Linked DNA regions of Mus musculus: regions 1 and 2 are each linked to region 3. The links are chromatin loops, found by intact Hi-C in ENCODE. Cell type or tissue: left cerebral cortex. All regions are shown on one strand. Each heading gives the region's core, and the rest is flanking DNA. Links, peaks and the distances in the headings are about the cores only.

Evidence for each region. A loop is a pair of places that touch in the nucleus more often than their neighbours do. Peaks named below come from ENCODE experiments on the same cell type or tissue, not always from the same donor. Only the 100,000 strongest peaks of a DNase experiment are listed, where the experiment ranks them.
Region 1: it touches region 3 in a loop (1.9-fold over the local background); 5 of 42 quality-filtered maps call a loop at or near these places.
Region 2: it touches region 3 in a loop (2.0-fold over the local background); 6 of 42 quality-filtered maps call a loop at or near these places.

The regions. Positions count from the first base shown.
Region 1 is chr17:27,253,320-27,260,123 of GRCm38, forward strand. No RefSeq gene overlaps it. Among named protein-coding and RNA genes, the nearest start is that of 9630028I04Rik, 8.7 kb to the left of the region's middle. In left cerebral cortex, for the core only: a CTCF peak has its summit at 4,211 (motif pointing right); a DNase peak (open chromatin) is centred at 4,234.
Region 2 is chr17:27,228,119-27,234,922 of GRCm38, forward strand. No RefSeq gene overlaps it. Among named protein-coding and RNA genes, the nearest start is that of 9630028I04Rik, 17 kb to the right of the region's middle. In left cerebral cortex, for the core only: a CTCF peak has its summit at 3,748 (motif pointing left); DNase peaks (open chromatin) are centred at 3,114, 3,226, 3,659, 4,547 and 1 more place.
Region 3 is chr17:27,311,733-27,318,536 of GRCm38, forward strand. Mir7214 (microRNA 7214) reads right to left here and starts at 5,363; the gene lies at 5,303-5,363. In left cerebral cortex, for the core only: no CTCF peak of the experiment used is centred there; a DNase peak (open chromatin) is centred at 3,389.

The DNA.
Region 1 (6,804 bases), core at 2,828-5,327, 58 kb before region 3:
GCAGCATTTCTGGGCAGCCAGAGCTCTAATTAGGGTGTCTGACAGCATTTACGGCAGATTTGTGAAATCCAGTATGAACTTGACTTTTTAAGATCCTTATCTGAGTAGGTTGTATTTATGGGGTCTGGGTTTAGGCAGTGAATGCATCTTTGGGAGGGAAGTTATTATTATTATTATTATTATTATTATATATATTTTAACCATCTTTTCAGCTCAGAGCCCCAGAGGATTGGCTCAGGGGAGACTTTTGCAGAGAATCACAGAGGCCTGCAGGGAGAGCCCAGATACACAGATACACACACAGAGACACACAAACACACACCGAGGTCGACTGTAGCCGGAACTGAGAACCCATGTTGCTGCCCCCAGCCCGAAGAGTTTTCTTAATCTTTAAGACCCTTTACTCTTATTTACTGTGTATGTGGAAGTCAGAGGATGGCGTGCAGGGCTCAGTTCTCTCCTTCCACGTGGTTGCCTGGGCTTGAACTTAGGTTCCCAGGTTTGGCAACAAGCTTTCACCTGCTGAACTACAATGGCAGTCCAAAGCAGACTCTTCAGATTACTCCAGAAAAGGATTTCAGGATAAGCCAGTGTGACGCAGATTTGGAGTTTATTAAAGACATATTTAAGTATGAGAGTAAAGAGAGGTACTTAGAGCCAGGTGGTGGTGGCACACACTTTTCATCCCAGCACTTGGGAGGCAGAGGCAGGCAGGTCTCTGAGTTTGAGGCCAGCCTGGCCTACAAAGTGAGTTCCAGGACAATCAAGGCTATACAGAGAAACCCTGTCTTGAAAAAACAAACAAACAAAAAAACTGGGGGAGGGGGAGGGGGAAGGAGAGGGGGAGGGGGAGGGAGAGGGGGAGGGGGAGGGGGAGGGAGAGAGAGCCTGGGCAAGGGCTTCTCAGAGAAGCACACAGCCAGTGTCTGTTACATCTCAAAGGTGGTTAGCACCAAAGAGATAGATAGCATAGGGCACCCAGCAAATGTTTGTGCTGGAATTGTTGATTCTCAGAAGGGGCTCAGACAAGACTCCTGGCTGTGGGGCCTTTCTCTCCATGCTCTGATAATTTCCCTTCTCTTTGAAAATGTTTTCCTCTTCCCTCTACCCCCCACCTGGTCTGTAGGTCTGTCTGTCTGTTTGTATGCACACTGTGTGCGTGCAGGTGCCTGTGGAGGACAGAGGAGGGCACTGAGATCCGTGGAACTGGAGACATCTATGGCTGTGAGCCACCTGGGGTCTGCTGGGGACCAAGCCAGTCCACAAGTACTCTCAATGGCCGGGTGTCTGTCCAGCCCTGCGGCTGGTTGGCTTTTCACCTGGGTTTAGGGGTCAGATGCAGGCCCCTCTGCTCGCATCAGAAACACTTCCCAGACCAAGCTGTCTCCCACCTCCTTTCCCTGTCTTTCTGTCCTGCCTTCCTCTCTGATGCTTCACATCTGGGGCTTACTGGGTAGCAGAACTCACGTGCTGCGCTGCGCCCCACCCCCACGCCCAGACTCAGTGCTCTGTCTGCAGTTCCAGGGCTTCAGTCTTAGACAAAGGACAAGTGACAGAATGACCAGGGCTACCACTGTGCTTGCTGGTGGCCTCTGAGGAACCACTCTCAGGAGCTGGGGTTTGAGCCACATGCAATATTGATTTGGCAATGGAATCTTCTATGTTCCTAGCTGTCTGCTGTCCAGCATTTGCTGTTGTAGATTTGTAACATTGAACTCTATTGTGTGTGCGTACAGGTATGTGGACCTTTGAGTGCCGATGGCTAGACTCGCTGGCCAGTAAACCCAGGGATCCTTTTGCTTTGTTTCAGGGGTTTCTCTGTGTAGCCCTGGCTGTCCTGAAACTTGCTCTGTAGACCAGGCCGGCCTCAAACTCAGAGATCCGCCTGCCTCTGCCCCCTAAGTGCTGTGAATACAAGTGTGTGCAACCACTGCCCAGCCTGTCTTCCCCTCAGCACTGGGGTTGCACCCGACCTCTTTTATGTGTGTGTGTTGGGGATCTCACCTCAGGTTCTAATTCTCATACAGCTTGTACACTCTACCCAGTGGGTCTTTTCTCCAGCCTATTGATTCGTTTATTTTTATTGAGACAAGAGCTGTCTTTTTTAGCCCAGGCTGCCCTTGAACTTTGAGCAATTCTCCTGTCTCTGTCTCCTCGGAGTTGGGGTTATAGAGGTGGGCACAAAGTCCAGATGAGTAGCTGTTGCTGATGAGCTTAGACAAACTTCATTCTAAGTATTTCATAAGAATGAGAAAATGAAGACATCTGGCATGACGGCTCACATATATAATTATATATAATATCACATATATAATTATATATAATAATATATAAATATAAGTACTCAGGGGGCTGAGGCAGGAGGATCCAGAGTTTGAGGCCAGCCTGAGATACCAAGTCAGACGATGGTAATAATAATTATAACACATTCTAGGTTTATGTCTGATTTCTGCTGATGCCACAAACATCTCAGGAGATGCCTGAATGTGCGGTGAGGTCAGTAGGGCAGACAGACCAAGAAATGCTGAGACTGAGGAAGCTCAGCCTCTCCTGTGCCTCCCCAACCCCCAGCCACCCCAAGGCTACCCCATTGTAGGAGGGAAGAGGGCTGTTTCCTTTGCCTCTGGGGCAGGCGAGCAAAGGCTGGTGGCACTGCCGACACGGCCCGCCGTTCTCCCTGTGATGGATGGCAGCAGCTAGAGCTGCTGTTCCAATTTGTTCCCCATTTGGACAGCCGCTTTACCCACAATTCACCTTGTCAGGGCCACAAATCACTGTGGACAACCAGGCTTAGGGAATAGAGAAACCCCAGAAGAAAAGGGCCCTGGGCTGGGGAGGACCTGGGCTGGGGAGCAGGCCTGTGGGGCTGGAGAGGCAGGGTACAGGGACTCCTTTCTAGGTGCTCCCTCCTATCAGGCCTGCCTCCTGCTAGCCCTAGCCAGCCCAGGATCTAGATGACACTCTACCCAGGCAGGCTTGCCCCCTCCTAGAACCCTCCATTCCTCGGAAGCCAGTAGGGGGTCCTTTGACCAGCACTTCTAAAGCCTTAGGCTTGTCCATACTTCCTGCCATGTCCTGGGGCTGACCACCCCACACTCGGAACAATAGCGCATCAAACCACTGCACACACGAGTCACAGGACACACAAGGAACAGCTACCCAGAGGGACGATAGCTGGAGGAGCAGAGGAGGTCTGCGGCAGAGATAGCCTCTTTTCTGTCCTTCACAGCTCTGTGAGGGCTCACCTCTCATAAAAGCCCATCTGTGGACACATGGTGTCGGGTCCCTGGCGCAAGGCTGGGTGCCAATGGTAGGTGTTTTTCCTTTCTGGGAGCCTTCCCTGCCCAGGGCTGGAGCATGGGTCCCTTTCCCTGCTCACCCACACGTGGGTTCAGAGGTCACAGTGTCATGATGTGATACATCCCCCATCCTCCCTCCCCCTCCCCAACTCACCTCAAGCAGGCACCTTACTTTTGTCTAGGGGTATGAGCACTTCCCCAGCCGCCACAGCTGCTCCTGTGACCGACCCTTGTCGCCCACTGTCTGCTAATCGTGACGGAGGAGGGAGCAGTACAGATCTACACAAGCTGCCACAGCCCGTGAAGAATGACCGGGCCGCGGGCAGGCGTCACTCTCCCTGCCTGGCAACCATGCTACTGGGTTGAGCTGGTTGGAAGAAGCTGCAGTCCCTCGGAGCAGTGCCCCAGGATGTGTTCTCTCTCTTGGTCCCAGTCAAGGAAGGCCTTGAAAAGTGGTTGGGGTTGGGCAAAGCTGAAGAGCTAGAGCAGAGGGCGGAGGGCGGGGGTGACAGCTGGCTGGTGCGGTCATTTTGCATTTAACTCATACATAGGTCAGACTAGGGATCTGTGCCCATTAGGCCTGCATTCTGCTGAGGGGCTAGTCTCCAGTACCCTCAGTTTACCTCTGTGCAGAATGGGCCAAGGCACCCAACTTCCCTCCTCCCAGGGCGGCAGAGGGGGAAGGGGAGTTCTGGCAGTTTTCTCTGGACCGTGTAACTTTAATTCTTTTCAAAGCCTACTTTTCAAAGCCTAATGATGGTTTCTTAAATGTTCTAACCTCCCTTCTAGCCTACCACCTACGGGGGTGGAGTGTGTGTGGGAAAGTGGACCTGTGTAGAAAGATTCTTTGGAGCAACTCTCATCTGCGCTGTCTGGAAACAGGCAGTTCAGTTCACAGGTCAGCAGGCGGCAGCAGCTCGATCCACTCTCAAGCAATTCATGGATCCACCAGCACTGTCAGGATAGCAGCAGCGTGGCTCAACCCAGCAGCAACAGCCAGGCCTCAGCTGAATTGGCACGAGTCAGCAGGAGGGATTTGGATCGCCAGGAACACCAGGAGAAGTTCTTGACTGTTGTGTGCCTCTCTCAACAAAGTGAAGACCAGCAGACTTGAGGTCAACAAGCCTTGCACAGCTCGCTCTGTAAGCAAGCTTAGCTCAGCCACCATCACTGTCCATCCAGTCCTTTTGATACGTCCTCCACGGGTCTGTCTCAGCTGACATCACTCTGCCAATCAGGCCCGAGTTTGAGAAATCGACAAGAAACTGCAGCACACCACTAAAAGATTTTTTGGTGTATTTCTCTCTATGGAGTCCCAAGAGATGCAGCTCAACTACGCAGTGTAAGATGGACCAATACCTGTGTGTCATTATCGGAGAAATCTTACATCACGAGTCCTTTCACGTGCTTGCTTTAGCAGAACATCCTTTCTCCTGTGTCTCTTCAGGGAAACATCCCTTCATGTGTTTGTCTTAGCAGAATACCATCCAACACAACTGACTTTCCAAAGAATCCTTAAGTTTCAGGCCTGGGAGGCAGAGATACCATCACACACACACACACACACACACACCCCACCCCACCCCTCCGTCTCCCCAGGTTGGGCAGGACCTCCCCAGTCTGCCCCGCTGGAAGGTTTGAAATCCTGGGTTAGATTAAGGCCATCCTGATCATTTCTCCTGCCTCCTCCTCTCCTAGTTTTTTTAATATAGCTTAGCTAAACACTCAGAGTGTAGCTGAGGCTGGCCTTGAACTCCTGTAGACTGTGTGCTCTACTGCCCAGGGTTAAGGGCCCACCCACTCCAGACCTCTATGTTACCTTTAGACAGATGGGTGCTGTCTGTGAGAGGTGTCAACTCCAAGACCCTTGGCAGGGTCTCCCAGTCTCCTGTGAATCACAAGAAAGGCTCCTCTGCCTGCATTGATCCCCACCCCTACCCTCACCCCCACCAGGGTCCACAGCTTGTGTAAGGGCTTGTGTAAGCTTGTGTAAGCTGTGTGTATCGGAAGGCTGCTTAGCTGGTAACATCTGACTGGCACCGGCAAAGGGGGGTTGGGGAACTGCCTACCCAGCCGTCACAGGGCTGTCTCCAGGGCTGGCCAGTTTTAGACAGAGTCCCTCTGGTTGGAGCTGTGGAACCCCCATGGGTTTCCTTCTCTCTCTTCACATTTCAAGGTCCCTTCCTGCCACCTTTTGATCAGACTGAAACCTCCTAGCTCTGAACTGTGTCCCTTGCCCCCCCCCCCCCCCCAGCTGAACGTGTGCTTGTGCACCCCCACACTGCTCTAAACGGGGCTGACCTATGGAGACCCATGGTGGGGTGGGGTGCCCTTGGTTCAGACCTCCCATCAAAACCTAGCCACATTCGTCCCCACTGTGCCCACTTGGCTCTGGGTCACCACGGCTCTTCCTGGCATTTCAGAGTCCGGTGTACATGTTTGGCAGAGTTCCTTCACTAGATATCCTTCATACCAGGGCTGTCTGTCCCCTCTCCCTACCCACCCTCTGCTTTCTTACAAGGCTTCCTTTCCCCTCCCCTTTCCTGCCCAGGTTCCTTTGTCTTTGTCTCTTCTGGGCCCTCATCTCCCTGAGTGGGAGCCTGCTCATCAGGGACCATGAGGCTTCCTGTTGTGATGGCCTCCCTGGGGGCTGGAACCCCAGGAACTGAGTTTTTCTCAGAAACTGTAGAATCAACCACAGGCATACCAGCCCAGGGGAGCTGCCTCAGGCTAGCCCAACCCTCAGGAAAAAGATTTGTGTACCTTGCCTGACAAGTCGGCCCTTGCCCGAGGCTTGGGCATTCTGAGTAATCTGCTCTGGGTGCACAGTCTTCTGTGAAGACCCTGGGGATGGGAGGGAAAGTGTGAGCCCCACAGCGTGTCCACAAGCAGCTGTGTGCTCAGGTTCACACCAGGGTCTGTTCTGTCAAAGCCTCTGGAAATCCTTTTACTAAGGAGTGTCCTGTGTAACTTTTAACTTTTTTTTTTTTCTGAGACAGGGTTTCTCTGTATAGCCCTGGCTGTCCTGGAACTCACTTTGTAGACCAGGCTGGCCTCGAACTCAGAAATCCACCTGCCTTTTCCTCCTAAGTTCTGGGATTAAAGGCATGTGACACTATGCCCGGCATGTAACTCTTAATTTTTGTCAATGCTTACTCCCTCCCTCCCCCAAACACACACACACAAGGTTTCTCTGTGTAGCACAGGTGGTTCTTAAATGCTTTAACCTCCCTTTTAGCCCACCATCCACCAGACCTAGTGGAAAAGAAAGGATACAGGAAGCCGGGCAGTGGTGGTACACGCCTTTACTCCCAATACTTGGGAGGCAGAGGCAGGCGGGTTTCTGAGTTCGAGGCCAGCCTGGTCTACAGAGTGAGTTTCAGGACAGCCAGGACTGCACAGAGAAACCCTGTCTTGAAACCCACCCCCCCCCCAAAAAAAAGAAAGAAAGAGAAAGAGAGAGAGAGAAAGGATACAGGAAAGGGTGGTGGACCTGTTTAGAAAT
Region 2 (6,804 bases), core at 2,606-5,105, 83 kb before region 3:
AGTAATTCAGGCCACCTAGATCACCTTCCCCTTCCCCAGTCAGTGCGGCACTAGGCACTGAGGTGTCTGCGTCGCTGAGGGGACACTGCCCAGCCCCCTTACTCTGCCCAGTGTAAGAAAAGTAAATTGATAGCAATCAATGCTGGATGAGTCAGAGAGGAGGACCTTGCTAAGGCAGGTGTGGGGTGTGTCACAGAGCCGTGGCTGGGCAGCAAAGATCATCTGTATGGCTGGAAGGCCTGGAGTCTCAATCTTTCCGGATTAACCCTGGCTTCCCTTCCTGAGTCATCCATCCCTCCGTGTGCCAGCCTTCTGCCCTCTGTACCTCCCCATGTCCCACCTCCACCCTCCCGAGGGACTGAGGACACATTTCAGGCCAGCCGTGTTATTGGATTTTAAATGATGCAATGGCTTTTTAATTCTTGCTCTAATTGCCTTTTCATGCAGGGCACTGAGAATGGCTGATTACCAGACAACTGGGCTGGGCAGTGACATTCCTCATCCAATGTCCCCTCAAGCTGCAGTGAAAGGAAGGGAAGAGAGAGAAAGACCCCCTCTTCCCCTCCTTCTTCTCGGCTTTGAGCCTACAGCCACCTGGGGCCCTAGCCTGGACTGGCGCTGTCCGCGGTGCTGACGGGCTGAGCTCTGGCAAACCCTGGCTCTCTTGTCATGCCTTTTGGTGCTCCGGTGGCTGAATAATTTAAACAAATAGACTTGGACATATTTCCCCTTTCCCTCAGGGCAGGAAAACATCCCCTGCTGAGTCTCTGGAATAATTGCCCCTCATTCAAGGGTACTCAGGAAAAGGAGAGATCAGGAAGATGGAGGGAGAGCGTGGGCTGGCTCTGCTGCAGCACTACTGCTGTAGGTGGGCCTGCTCCTTAGTTCTCACGGGAGGGGTTCCCTGAGAAGATGATCCTAGCCCTCCTTCCCTCAGCCACGAGCATGTCAGATCCACACTGGGCCAATTTGTCAAAGCCCGTGGTGGCAGCCTGGCCCTCTCTGCCAGACCAAGGAAGAGGCTCTTCCTCTGAGAGTCTCCATCTGCAGAGGGGGTCCAGATCTGCATGGAACTGGCTTGGGACCTCACTGATAGATGCTGTGCACAGTGAGAAGATAGCTCCTTATGGGGTTAGATAGGCTGGGGTGGGCAGGGCTGGACAGGGTTAGCCTGGTAGAGTAAGGGCTAAAGAGATAGCTTGGCAGTTGAGCACTGGCTGCTCTTCTAGAGGATCTGGGTTTGATTTCCACCATCCTCATGAAGGCTCACAAATGTTTGTAACTCCAGTCCCAGGGGGTGCAATATCTCTGGCCTCCTTAGATGAGGACAGACATAAACACACACACACACACACACACACACACGAGAGAGAGAGAGAGAGAGAGAGAGAGAGAGAGAGAGAGAGAGAGAGTCCGTCCAGCTGGTCCACGGTCAGTGAGGATGGCAGGAAGACCGTCCAGACTCCACGAAAGCTAAACTCTCTCTGAGGGAGGGGGATAAGAGAGGCAGCCACTGAAAGCCGATCCTTGAGATCTGAGGAGAACACTGGAGCTTTGCAGAGGCTACCTGAGGCTGCCACCAGGGAATCTCCTCCTACAGAATGGTGGGTGGAGGCGAGTGATCTGGAGTCCAGAAGCTAGGAGTACGAGGGGGAACTCCAGGAAGGGAGGGGGTCAGAAGGCCAGGGTGTCTCTCAGTTCTGTGCCCTTCTGGCCAAGTCTGGGTGTGGGGTGTGTGTGCAATTGGCTGAGGTAACCTTCTTTCAGAACGTGGGTTTCTCTTCCCCCTCCCTCCTCCATTTCCTGGGTTTTGCTTCTTCATTGTTTTTCTTCTTAAAAGAAAAGAGCCAACACCAGCACCTGTCTCTCAGGCTCACGCAGAGTCTTTGCTGCTGTGGGTGGAGAGAGGTGTGGGAGTGGGGAGGGGACAGGGTGGGAGGGACAGGATTTCTGCTCCCAGAGGGCAAGTTAGCACAAGGTCACCTCCATGCTCACCCCCCCCCCTGCAGTTCGTGGGTCACGGCTCAGACCCCAGGAGGTACGGAGTTCCCTGCAGCAAAGCAGTCAGCATGAGCCCGAGGGCTCTGCCAGCCTCGGCCACCGGGCCCATTCCTATCAGGAGACTTGAGGGACTGTGCCCTCACCCCCACCTGACAATGTGATTCGGCTCCCTGAAGTTTGAGTGTCAGTTGCTAAAGACAGAGAGACTTGGCTTCCTCTGGGCAGGGCTGGGGCTCCCTGGTGTGTTCGGTCCAGGCTGTTTCTATCCAAAGCAGCTGCTCGTCCATTGTTCAAACCTAAAGCCTCCTACCATCAGACCCGAGGACCCAGGCCCTTCAGCAGAACACGTACAGACCTTTCAAACACGAGAGCATCCTTCTAGGCAGGGAGAAGCTGAGTGTGGGTGCCAGGAAGGGGGCAGGACTGGGTCATTCTGGGTGCTGTAAAGTGGATTGTGGGAGGTAAAGACATCAGTCGGGAGGCCAGAAGCAGGCTGGGAGATGAGGATGGGTGGGGACCAAGGATTCAGGTGCCAGGAGGCGCCTGGGGCCAGGTGCAAGGAAGCAGCAGACCACCTCCAAGATGTTGAAGGTCAGACAGGGCCAGAGGGGACCCGAGGGTGGGTTTGTTTGCTTAAGGGTGGGTGTTTTTGTTTTGTTTTAATTCTGAGTCTGGGTCTCACTGAGTTTCTTTGGCTGGCCTGGAATTACAATGTAGACCAGGCTGGCTTTGAACTCACAGAGACCCATCTATCTCTGCTTCCAAGTGCTGGGGCTACAGGTGTGTGGCACCACACTCAGCCTATTGTTCGGTTTTGAGACAGGTAGTCCAGGCTGGCCTTGAACCTGCTATGTAGGCAAGGATGGCTCTGTGCTGAGTCTCCTGCTTCTACCTCCCAAATCCTGAGGTTACAGGATGAGCTATCTCACCATCTCCCTCAGCTGGAGCCGAGCTCTTCCAGGTGGCTCCCTGAAGGAATTAGGAGGCCCCGGAACTGCTGAAAAGAGACAGGAGATGAGCAGATGACTGGGTGTGGGACCTGGTTTGCCTTGGATGGTGACTCAGAAATGCTGAGACACTGGGCTGCAAGACAAGGGCTATGCCAGGAGCCTTCCAGGCTGGAGCTACAAGTGCGTGTGTATGCGTGTGTGTGTGTGTGTGTGTGTGTGTGTGTGTGTGTGTGTGTGTGTGTAAGCCATGGAAGCCAACCAATGCTAGGATAAGCAGCTGCTTGCAGACACCCCAAACCATCGAGGAGAACACAGTGGCGTTTCTTCTCCCTCCCACCAGTCTCCAGTCAGCAGCCTCTATGGGCGAGACTGACAGGAAGCCAGCAGGCAATGTGCCTGGGAAGCTAAACGGTGGGATAGAAAATAACAAACAGCCTAAAACTACTGGGATAGCCAATGACAGTCAGCCCAAATGTGGGACTGGGGTCAGTGCAGACGTCCCCAGAAATGGGAAAGAGGAGGAGGAGGAGGAGGAGGAGGAGGAGGAGGAGGAGGAGGAGGAGGAGGAGGAGGAGAAGCAAAGCAAAGTGAAAAGTAACTATCCTCAAACACACTCCATGCTAAGAATGACTTTTTTAAAGATTAATTTTATGTATGCGAGTACACTGTAGCTGTCTTCACACCAGAAGAGGGCATTGCATCTCATTACGGGGGGCTGGCGAGATGCCTCAGTGGTTAAGAGCACTGACTGCTCTTCCAGAGGTCCTGAGTTCAAATCCCAGCAACCACATGGTGGCTCACAACCATCTGTAATGGTTGATCTGATGCCCTCTTCTGGTGTGTCTGAAGACAGCTACAGTGTACTTACGTATAATAAATAAATAAATCTTAAAAAAAAAAAGAATTAGGAACTGTTCCTTCAGTTTTTATAAAAAAAAAGAAAGAAAGAAAGAAAGAAAGAAAGAAAGAAAGAAAGAAAAAAAGAAAGAAAGAAAGAAAAGATCTCATTACAGATGGTTGTGAGCCACCATGTGGTTGCATTGAACTCAGGACCTCTGGAAGAGCAGTCAGTGCTCTTAACTACTGAGCCATCTCTCCAGCCCCTAAGAATGATTTTTGACTTTAGGCTTCAAATCCCCCTGCCTCCACCTTCTAAGTACTAGACGGGTACCACCATCTCCAGTTTACCTGGTGCTGGGGGTTCAAGTCCCAGCTGGGTAAGCGTGCTACCAACTTGGCTACATTCCTGGCCCCCAGAACTCTTGAGTAGCCTCTCTTCGTGAATGCCTGGGTCTTAAAAGCTCCATCACACATGGGTCTACATGTTTGATGTATAGGCACATCTGGTGCTGAGGAGCCCCAAGGAGGTCTCTCCAGCTCCCCCATGGGCTGTGGCCTCTGTTGAGCCCTGGCTAGGTGGGGCTTGGAGCTCAGAATTGCTGGACTCCTGTTTTTAGACAGACCCTCCCATCACCTCACCTCCAAACCCCTCCTCTCCTCTTTGTAGGGAAATGGACTTGTCAGAAACCTGCTTGTAGGACACAGAGAGGAAAGATGTGAGCAGGTGTGAAGTGGCTATGACAGCAACTGCTTAATATGGAAAAAGGGATCCAATGACTGCTTGGACAGGCAGGGAAGTAAACAGTCAATCTGAGCCTACTGGAAGGAAGACAGTGTGTGTGTGTGTGTGTGTGTGTGTGTGCACGTGCTCACGCATGCTCACACTCACAGGAAGGCAGCCAGCAAGAGCACAGGCTCACTGGTCACTCAACCAACCAGGAGACCCTGGTTCCAGTGCTGAGCTGCACCCACAGAGCAAGGTGTTGACAGGGGCTTTGGACTCTGTCCCATCCATTTCCTCCTCCGTGGTAGCCCAGGTGCCACCAGTGTCCCCAGCTTCCTTCCTCACCCACCATTTGTTTTTTCTGGGTTCCCTGCCAAAATGGTTCAGGGGATCCCTGAGGAATTCTCACACGTTCTCCACAGCCACAGCAGTGGCTCTGCCTGTGTGGTACCCAGTGTGACAACCATCCCGGCTCTGCCTGCAGGTGCCTTATCCACCCAGCCATCCCCTCCTACTCTCAAGGGAGGCATTTTCAGGCCAACGGCTTTCTCCCCCAATCCCCTCCCTCTAAGCTTTATTCCCAGTTTCCGGGAGGTTAAGCCAGCTTTCCTTAGGATTTGTTCTATGTAAAAAACAAAACTAAGTAGAACGTAAAGAAACATGGCTGAGGTGCTGGAGTCTCTGTGTCCTGGGTCTCTGTTACTCCCTAGCCCCCTGCCACGTGGCTCCAGCCTCAGCTGGGGTCCCCTCACTTAGATGCTCATGCTCAGGCCGCTGACTTCCCTGAGAGTGACTTTGGCCAGGGTACAGTGCCCTCCTTCCCCACCCTTCCTTCTGCTGAATGAAAGGGGACATACCAGCGAAGCCATGGCACCTCCAAAAACCATGTGCCCCAACCAAAGCTGCCCGTGCCAGCCCAGACAGGGTTCAGCCGGCACACAAAAGTCTGCCAAGTTGTTCTCCCGTCCTCAGGGCAAAGAGCTACTCCCTCCCATACCCCATCCCACAAAACCAAACAAACATGACTCAAAAAGCACTTTACCATTTCTGGTTGTTACCGTTGAAAATTATTGGGGTTCAGCTTGACTGTAGCCCCTTCTCATGAATATGGGGCGTCTTAGGTACTTGCTGAGATAAAACAGTGACCAAGCAACTTATAAAAGAAAGCGTTTAATCAGAGTTTTGGTTCCAGAAAGATACAGGCCATGGTGGCTGAACAAAGGTGTGGCAGGAGCAGCTGAGAACTCACATCTTGATCTATAACCAGGAGCAAAAGAGAAAGGAAGCTGACTGGAAATGGCAGAGTCTTTTGAAACCCCAAAGCCCTTCCCCCACTGCAGTGATACACCCATTCCAGCAAGGCCACACCTCCTAATCCTTCCCAAACAGTTCCAACTAATGAGATCGAGTGTTCAAGTCTCTGAGCCTGCGCAGGCCTTTCTCATTCCAACCACCACACTAGGGGTGACCGGCTGCCTAGCCAGGGCACTTTGAACACTGAATAGATGATGAATAGGATAGAGGCAGCCTGCCCAGTCTGTACTCTATAGTGTATATGATGTGTATAATATAGTATGTATACTGAGTGTATCATATAGTGTATATGGTATGTATGCTGTAGTATATATACTGAGGTGCTCCATATATGGTGGGCCTACCCTGACTCAGTAGCTCAGTTGTTATATAAGAAGTTTGGGGACCTCATCATCCTGGGGGCTTTGGAGGTCCCTCCCCACTCTTCTCCTGGTGACATCAGGAGCTTAGGAGGGACCAATCCCAGCACAGTGCAATGTGTAAGGAGGATGGAGGCCCTTGGCTGTCAGCTTCTCAGACCCAGGAAAGATGGGCTTAGGTCCAAGCTCTCTATATTGCTGGCTGTCCTGTGTGTTCCTTCACCAAGGCACAACCTCTTTGTTTCCCTCACTGCGGAGGGCAGATGAGAGATGTGCCCAGACTGCTGCCTCCCCTGGTCGGCCACACCTGATGCAATGACTGTGACACTTTCTCCAAATGGGAATCATCTTTCCCCAGGATGGAGCTACCAACAGTTGGAAGGAACACAGAGCAGCAGGGCCTGGTGAGCTCGTGGGCGCTGGGGAGTCACGGGGACACGTGTGCATGCCTGGGACTGTGTCCTTGCTCTGTCACCGTGCCTGCTGGATCAGCCTCGCTGTGTCTCCCAGGCTTAGCTCTGTGTCCTGCATACGGTGGTGCTTTACAAGAGCTTGTGAGATGAGTGGCTCGTGGTTTTAGAAAAACAAGTTAGAAGTTGTGTGTGGTGGTACACAC
Region 3 (6,804 bases), core at 2,000-4,499:
TATAGGTCACGCCTGCAATGTCCAGGCAAACACGTATGCTACACTAGACAATGTTTGCAGTGGCCCAGCTCTCCCTGAGAAGTTTCCTCTCAACAGTTGCACCAACCAATGGCTTTATCCATGGCCCCAGTACTAAGTCAGAGCGGCCCTGAACCTTGCCCTTCCCCAAGCTCCCACACACCTGGAGGTTTCCAGCATGAAGGTGTGACTGGATTGCAGGATATATGTGAAGAGGAGGAAACTGAGGAGGCCACAGCAAAGAAACAGTGTGGAGGGATCGAGGTTGTACCTAGAGACAGTAGATTGGGGATGGGGTCAGGCTGAGATGGTCAGATTGCAAGAATGGTTTTCTATCTAAGCTGACTTGAGAAAGAAGCCAAGATAGAATGGGGGTTGGAATAGTTGGAAGGGCTGCCTGGTTTCCAGGACAAGGTGCTTGGCCCCTCCCCTATATCCCCCCCTCACCCACCATCCCCCCCACCCCCATACAAAGGATGCTTCCAGGGTCAGCGCTTCTCTCTGGCCTAGGCCTAGCTCGGAGGAACTGCAGGGAAGTGCCCAATGAGGAGCTGGGGATAGGGAGTAGGGACCTGACCTGTATACTCCAGAGAGACAGTAGTCCTTAGGTCTTGGTCTTGCCAGCATCAACTGTCTATGGGAAGAGGTGCCTGGATCACAGCCATGTGTAAGTGAACCCCCATCCCACTTGTTGGGGGTAGGTGTGGTGTGAGCACCAGTTGTCTCTGTGAGATTCTTCTGGCTCCTGGAGCTTCCCAGAGATGCCTGGTGCCAGGCAGCTATAGGTTGGCCATGTTAGGCTGTAGGCCCCTCAAGATGAGGGAAGGTGCTCGCTCTGTAGGCTGGTGTAGATCCTGTGCCTTTGTCTGCCATTTCTGGCCTTCACTGAGCCATTCCCTCCTCTGCAGAGGAGGGCTGACTAGCAGCCAGCTACTAGAGAAGAATCAGTCCACTGAGGCTCCCTTGCCTGAGGACACCTCTCAGGAATGCCAGCTGGCCACTCACTCCTACATCTTTCTCCTTTGCCTCTGCAGCCACTGCCCTCACTTGAAAGCCTGAACAGGGCTCTCTCTCCATCCCCACTCTAGGCCATGCCCCTCATCAGAGGTCTGCTTTACAGATCCTGCCTTCTCTGGCCCAAGATCTGTGCTGATTCAACCTCAGCACCGCCATGGGGCAGCCCTGAGACGGAGCTGTGCTGGCAAATCCTACCTAGTACCATGCGACCAGGCACCCTGGAGAGTCTCTGCTTGGTTCCTCTCTGGGGTTACATCATGAGCACCCACCTGGGGTGGGTCTGAACTCTTCTCTGGCCTCCATTTTCCATCCCCGAACCCCCAACTAAGTCCTAATCTGACCCCCTTTCTCCCAAGAAAAGCATGTCCAAAAGGAGATGTCAGTCTTGGCAGTTTAACATGTCCTAGACACATGTCACTTATGAGCTCCAGGGGACACCTCGGCACCATCCTGGGAAATAGCCTGTCCCAAGCAGCAGACGTTGGCTTTTCTCTCTTCCAAAATCATCTCTTAAAACCAACCAACCCTGCTGGAGGCACCTCGTTCATGTGATTGGAATTCATAGAACCAGGTAGCCTGAGTTAGGATTCTGAGTGTGTAAAGGAGGGTGTGGCTCCAAGACCAGAGACCTCTTGTTCTAACTTCCAGTGCATCCCTCCTGCGTGGAGGCCTGGTTCTCCCTCTCTGTAAAGCAGGAGTTAGTCGGGGATGTCAGACCCCCTAGTTCTTTTTGAAAACCAGTTCGTGTGGGAGGTGACAGGGCAGGAGCACTCCCTTTCCATCCTGCGGTGACTTGACTGAGGATGTGGCACCAATCTGTATGCCTGTGTGACACATCCCTGCTTGGGACCTGGGACTCCAGAACCACCTACTCCTTCCTTTAAAGGTTAGGTAAGAAATCCCAGATGCTTAGTGGAGAAGGCCCTAGAAGATACTCAGATACTGTCTGTGTACACTCAGTAGGACTGGCTATCGAGACTGGCCCCTGCTTGCTAGGGAGGGTCACACTGTACCCTCCTCATGAGTCAGGAGCTTCCTGGGCTTCCTGCAAAGAAAAAAGTGTAATGAGGAAATATCTGGAGTGCTACAGACCTGGCAGAAGAGGATGTATGTATGGGAAGCCATGGGTAACGCCCCCATAGAAATGGGACACTCCTGTGAAAGAAAAAGGCTGGGGGGGGCAGGAATACCTCTTTGAAGGAACTAGATGGGCAGTGTGAGGCTAGCCCCGCGAGTACCGCTATGGCTGCTGATATTCCGTTTGTCCCTTATGTGGCTCAGCCAACTCTGGGACAGATGTCATAGAATGCACACAGCACCTTTCCACTCATCTAAGACTCAAAGACAGGGCTTAAAGCAAGAGAGAAACCATATTTGTTAACAGCCGTTTGGTCTTTTCACTGAGGTCCCCAAACCCCGTGACTGGGCTGAGTCCTGTGGGAACAGCACAAGGGGGCAGGGAGGGCTTCCCTATGCACAGACCACCATGCTTTGTACTATGTGACTCAACTAAGAGGCCACAGAGAAGAGACCAAAAGCTGCTCTAGATGGGCAGCGGCAGCTGACCATTTCTGTATCTGTATGTGGATATTGTTTAGCAAAATGGTCCCTCCTGTTTCCCAGGAGGAGAAAGTGGGTATCAGCTATCAGGTGGAATACCTCTTTGAAGTGATCAGCCTATCCTCCCCAGGGCCCCTGGAGCCCATGGCTCTAGGCTTGGCCTGCTGTGTAGCTCTAGCTACAGGCCAAGAGCTCAGTGAACATAGAATCTCAAAGTCACATATAGAGTCCAAGTGCTTCTAAATAACTCCATATATCTTCAAAGCTTCCTATCTGTTCCATAAGTGTTTTCTGGCATCTTAGCAGATCATCTATTCACCCAGTCTGTAGCCAAGGTAGGTAATATATCTCCATTTTACAGTGAAGAGGGGTCCTCAAGGGGAGATGGTCTGTGTGTGTGTGTGTGTGAGAGAGAGAGAGAGAGAGAGAGAGAGAGAGAGAGAGAACTCGAGAGCCATGTGCTAATGGGGAAGGTCAGCACGGGGCTGATTGGGAGTGAGGACAGGCTCTTGTTCCCTTTTGCTCTCCTTCTCTGAAGAGCAGTCTCCAGTTTCTGTCCTGCTTTATTTTTTTTTCCTGCCAGAATTCAAAGCTGAGCACCAGAGACATGTGCCACAGCAAGCAGAGACACACAGAACATGGACCATGGAGTGCCACGCCCCACTGCCTCCGGCAGGGCAGGCACACAGTTTGGAGGAGAGGGGAGTCACTCGCTTCTTTCCAATGATTTTGTCTTCACCGGGTACTACCAACTCTGCAGAGAATGAAGACAAATTGCTCCACTCCAGAAACCTCTGTACAGCACCTGCTCCTCACAACATGCCACCCCCCCCCCCCGTGGGTGCAGAAGCTCTCATTGCAACGCTTTCACGTCACAGATGGCCTGCCATATGTCACCTCCCCTCAGCTATCACCTTGTAAGCAGATTCTGTCAGGTTTTAGGAGAAAAAGCTTAATTAACAAGTGGTGTGCACAATTATGTACTTAATTATCAACTGCTTTTATTCCTTTGGTTTTTGTGTTTCAAAAGTTTGGTAACAATTCCCAGAGACTGTCCCCAAATTTGACACCCCACCCCCACCCTATGCCTCTGTTTTTGTGCTTGTTTTCACTATTTTGTGGCTGCGAGCAGATTGCTGGGGGGGGGGCAGGCCTCTCCCCCAACCCCACAATCTACTCAGGGGACAGTAGCCCTGGGTTCACCCCCACGGGGTGGCCCAGGCAGGCTTTTAGGAAGACCTGGTCTATACATGCCTGGCCTGGCCCCTCTTTCCTCCTCTCTGCCCTTTCCGAGATCCATCTTGCAGGCTGCCAAAGGTGGCCACTGAGGGCCAGGCCAGCAAGTGCAGGGGATCAGCCTGTGTGGGGTGGGAGAGGCCCAGATGGAGGGGTGAGAACAAAAAGGTGCAGAGGATTGGACTTTAAGGACAGAAAAAAGAAAATAGCAAGGCTGGTACCAAGCCCAGGGCTTGGGAATTAAAAAAAAAAAGTGTTTGGACACACTCTGAAGCACTTCTGTACATAAGCCACCCACCTCATGGAGGAGGAAACCCGCCCACCCAGAGTCTTTGAGTGCCTCTGTTCAGGGGTTCATGTTATTCTCTTTTAGGAAACCCCACTCAGAAGTCCAAGATCCAGTTGTCAGCAGCATATGGTGACCGTAAGGAGTTTACTTTTGAGGCTATATGTCAAGCCAACCTTTCCGGCCACCCAGAGAGCTGATGGGCTGGCTATGGGCTTCCGGGCTGGTAGGCAAGGTCCCCCGGGGCTCCTGAGGCTCAAGTGCCCTCTCCTCCCTGGGCCAGCAAGCAGCACAAGCTGTGGCTGGATGCATCCTGCGTGGGGAGAGGCGTGGGCATGGGGGCATGGGCAGGGACAAGGACGGTGCAAGGGCAGAAGAATTGCAGAATCAGATCACGGCTTCCCTTCCTTTAAAGGTCCAATCCCAGAAACACAGACAGACAGAGTTGTGGGCATGCCCAGCAACACCAGGGCCAGCACCTGCAGCCTCACCTTCCTCGGAGGGGGCAGCTAGGCGTGTCAGGCCTCCTCCCTGTGATCCATCTCCTAGGACTGCGACCCCTGCTGAGTCCCTGGACTCTGCCTGGTCCCCACTCAGGCTCCTCTGTTCTGCAGACACACTTCTGTTTCTTAGAAGAGTCCACTAGGTGCCAGAGGGTCAGTTTGGCTCTGTCCAATCTTCATGACATATGGTCCCCAGGGTCTAGCTAGGACAGTGCCTCCCTGCCTGTTAAATCCATTCATGATTGTCTAGTAAGACAAACCAGTTACTACTTCACCATGCTTCTGATGACTTCTTCTAAAACCAGTCAGCCTGGCTGAGAGTGGAGTGCTATACTCTTGTCTTTTCTGGTCCCAGCTGACCTGAGGGCCGCCACATTTATATATCTTCAGTAAGCCAGCCAAGGGAGGCCTGGGGTGAAGAAATAGCATGGGCCGACAGAGTCTCTGCCTCAGAGGCTGATCTGGAAATAACTTAGGGCACAAGGCCACTAACAGTGGGGGTTGAAGTGGCCAAGTAGGTAAGGAGGATTGAAACAAGAGGGCCGGCTGTCCACCCAGGCCTGTGGCGACAAGATGCACAGTTGCCCAGTTGCCCAGGCAGAGGCCAGCTTTCCTGTAGAGGTCTTCTCTGAGCTCCCAGACTCAAGTTTCTTCCAGAGAAAAGCCTTCGTAATCATTTTAGTGCGCTCAAGGGGTCAGGACTGAGGGTGGGGAGACACATTCTCATTCCAACCCAGAAAACAGAATGTGCTAACTTCAAAAGCTCAACGGGAAAGAGTGGAGTGTGGCTCATCTGAACTGAGGCTTGGGTGTCTAGGGAGCTCTTCTCCCTTGGGGCTCTGGCTGGGGAGGCCAAACAAGGCTTCACGAGAGGCTCTGGCCTGGTGCAGTGCAAAAGGAATGGGGTTGACCTGGAAAAGGCGGGAAGAAGAGACACCCCCTCCCCAAAGCCCCGAGGGTAAATGAGAATGCGTTCTCCTGTGGGCGGAAAGGCGGCTAGATAGTTCTGAGATGCCCTCCGTCACTTCTTAAGATACCAAATCGTAGTGGCACGCATGTGCATGCGCACGCACGAGATTGTCTCCCTCCCTCCGTCTGGACTTTCACCCAGTAGAGAAAATGCTCAGCAAACATGCAGCCAGGGAAGCTAAGGAGAACAGAAAAAGAGCCAAGCAAGCCATGGGCCTCCGAGGGCCAGGGTGAGACTCTCTTAAGTCCTTCTCGACCACAGATAAAGCCTCCGTCATCATACACTCTATCCCCATCCTACTTCTGTCCAGGGAAGAGAGGGTAATGGACCTGAAGGAGGCATGCCCGCTGGGCTTAAGGCCAACTTCAGTTTCTGCACGCCAGTGGCCTGGAACGGCCCCTCCCCCAGCACAGTCATTCACAGCTTAGGCAACCTTGGGTCAGAGCCAGTATTCCCTTTTCTTCTTCAGTCCAGGGCTTTTCCTCAAGAGGAATAGCCGCTGCCCCGACCTGTCCCCCACTCCCCGCCCCCCTCCCCGCCCCGATCCATACAAACATACTATTTTCATATATACGCTGGTATCACTAGGAAGGCCTTATGAAATGTTGGCGAGAGGGTCAGTTAGTGGCAATCTGGGACTGCTAGAGAAAGCTGAAGACTGCCTTCTGTGTATAGGCGATACAGGCCAAGTGCAGTTTCTTCCAGACTGGGGACGGGCTGCAAGCGCTGAGGGAGGAAGGAAGACATGCCACTGGCTTTCTGTGGGTGTCTGTCACTTCTGCCTCCTCAGCCAAGGCTCCAGTCTCTCTGGCCATCTGCTCCTTCCATCCCCTACAGGGCCACATCCTGGCTGTCACCACCACATCTGGAGTGGTGTTTCACTCTTAAGTTCTGAGCACCTCCCTGCAACTCCCACCCAGCCACTACTGGCTGAGTTGCAAGAATTCTGATGCTTTGGGAGTTATCAGGGCATCCCAGGAAGCAAGCAGGAGCTGAGGGAGCAGTGCAGCTACCTCAGCATTTAAAAGTTTGCTAGCCCCATGCTCCTCCCCCACAGCATGGCAGACCCCCTGCATCTATGCCAAAGCCTCTCGCGAAGACTTGCTTGGCATCCCTCTCAAAGCCAACCACTCCCTCAACAAATAGTCTGTCTCCTACAAGAGATCACAAAGTGGTCACTGGCAAAGTCCCCACTTTGCCTCTCTGCCTCGAGT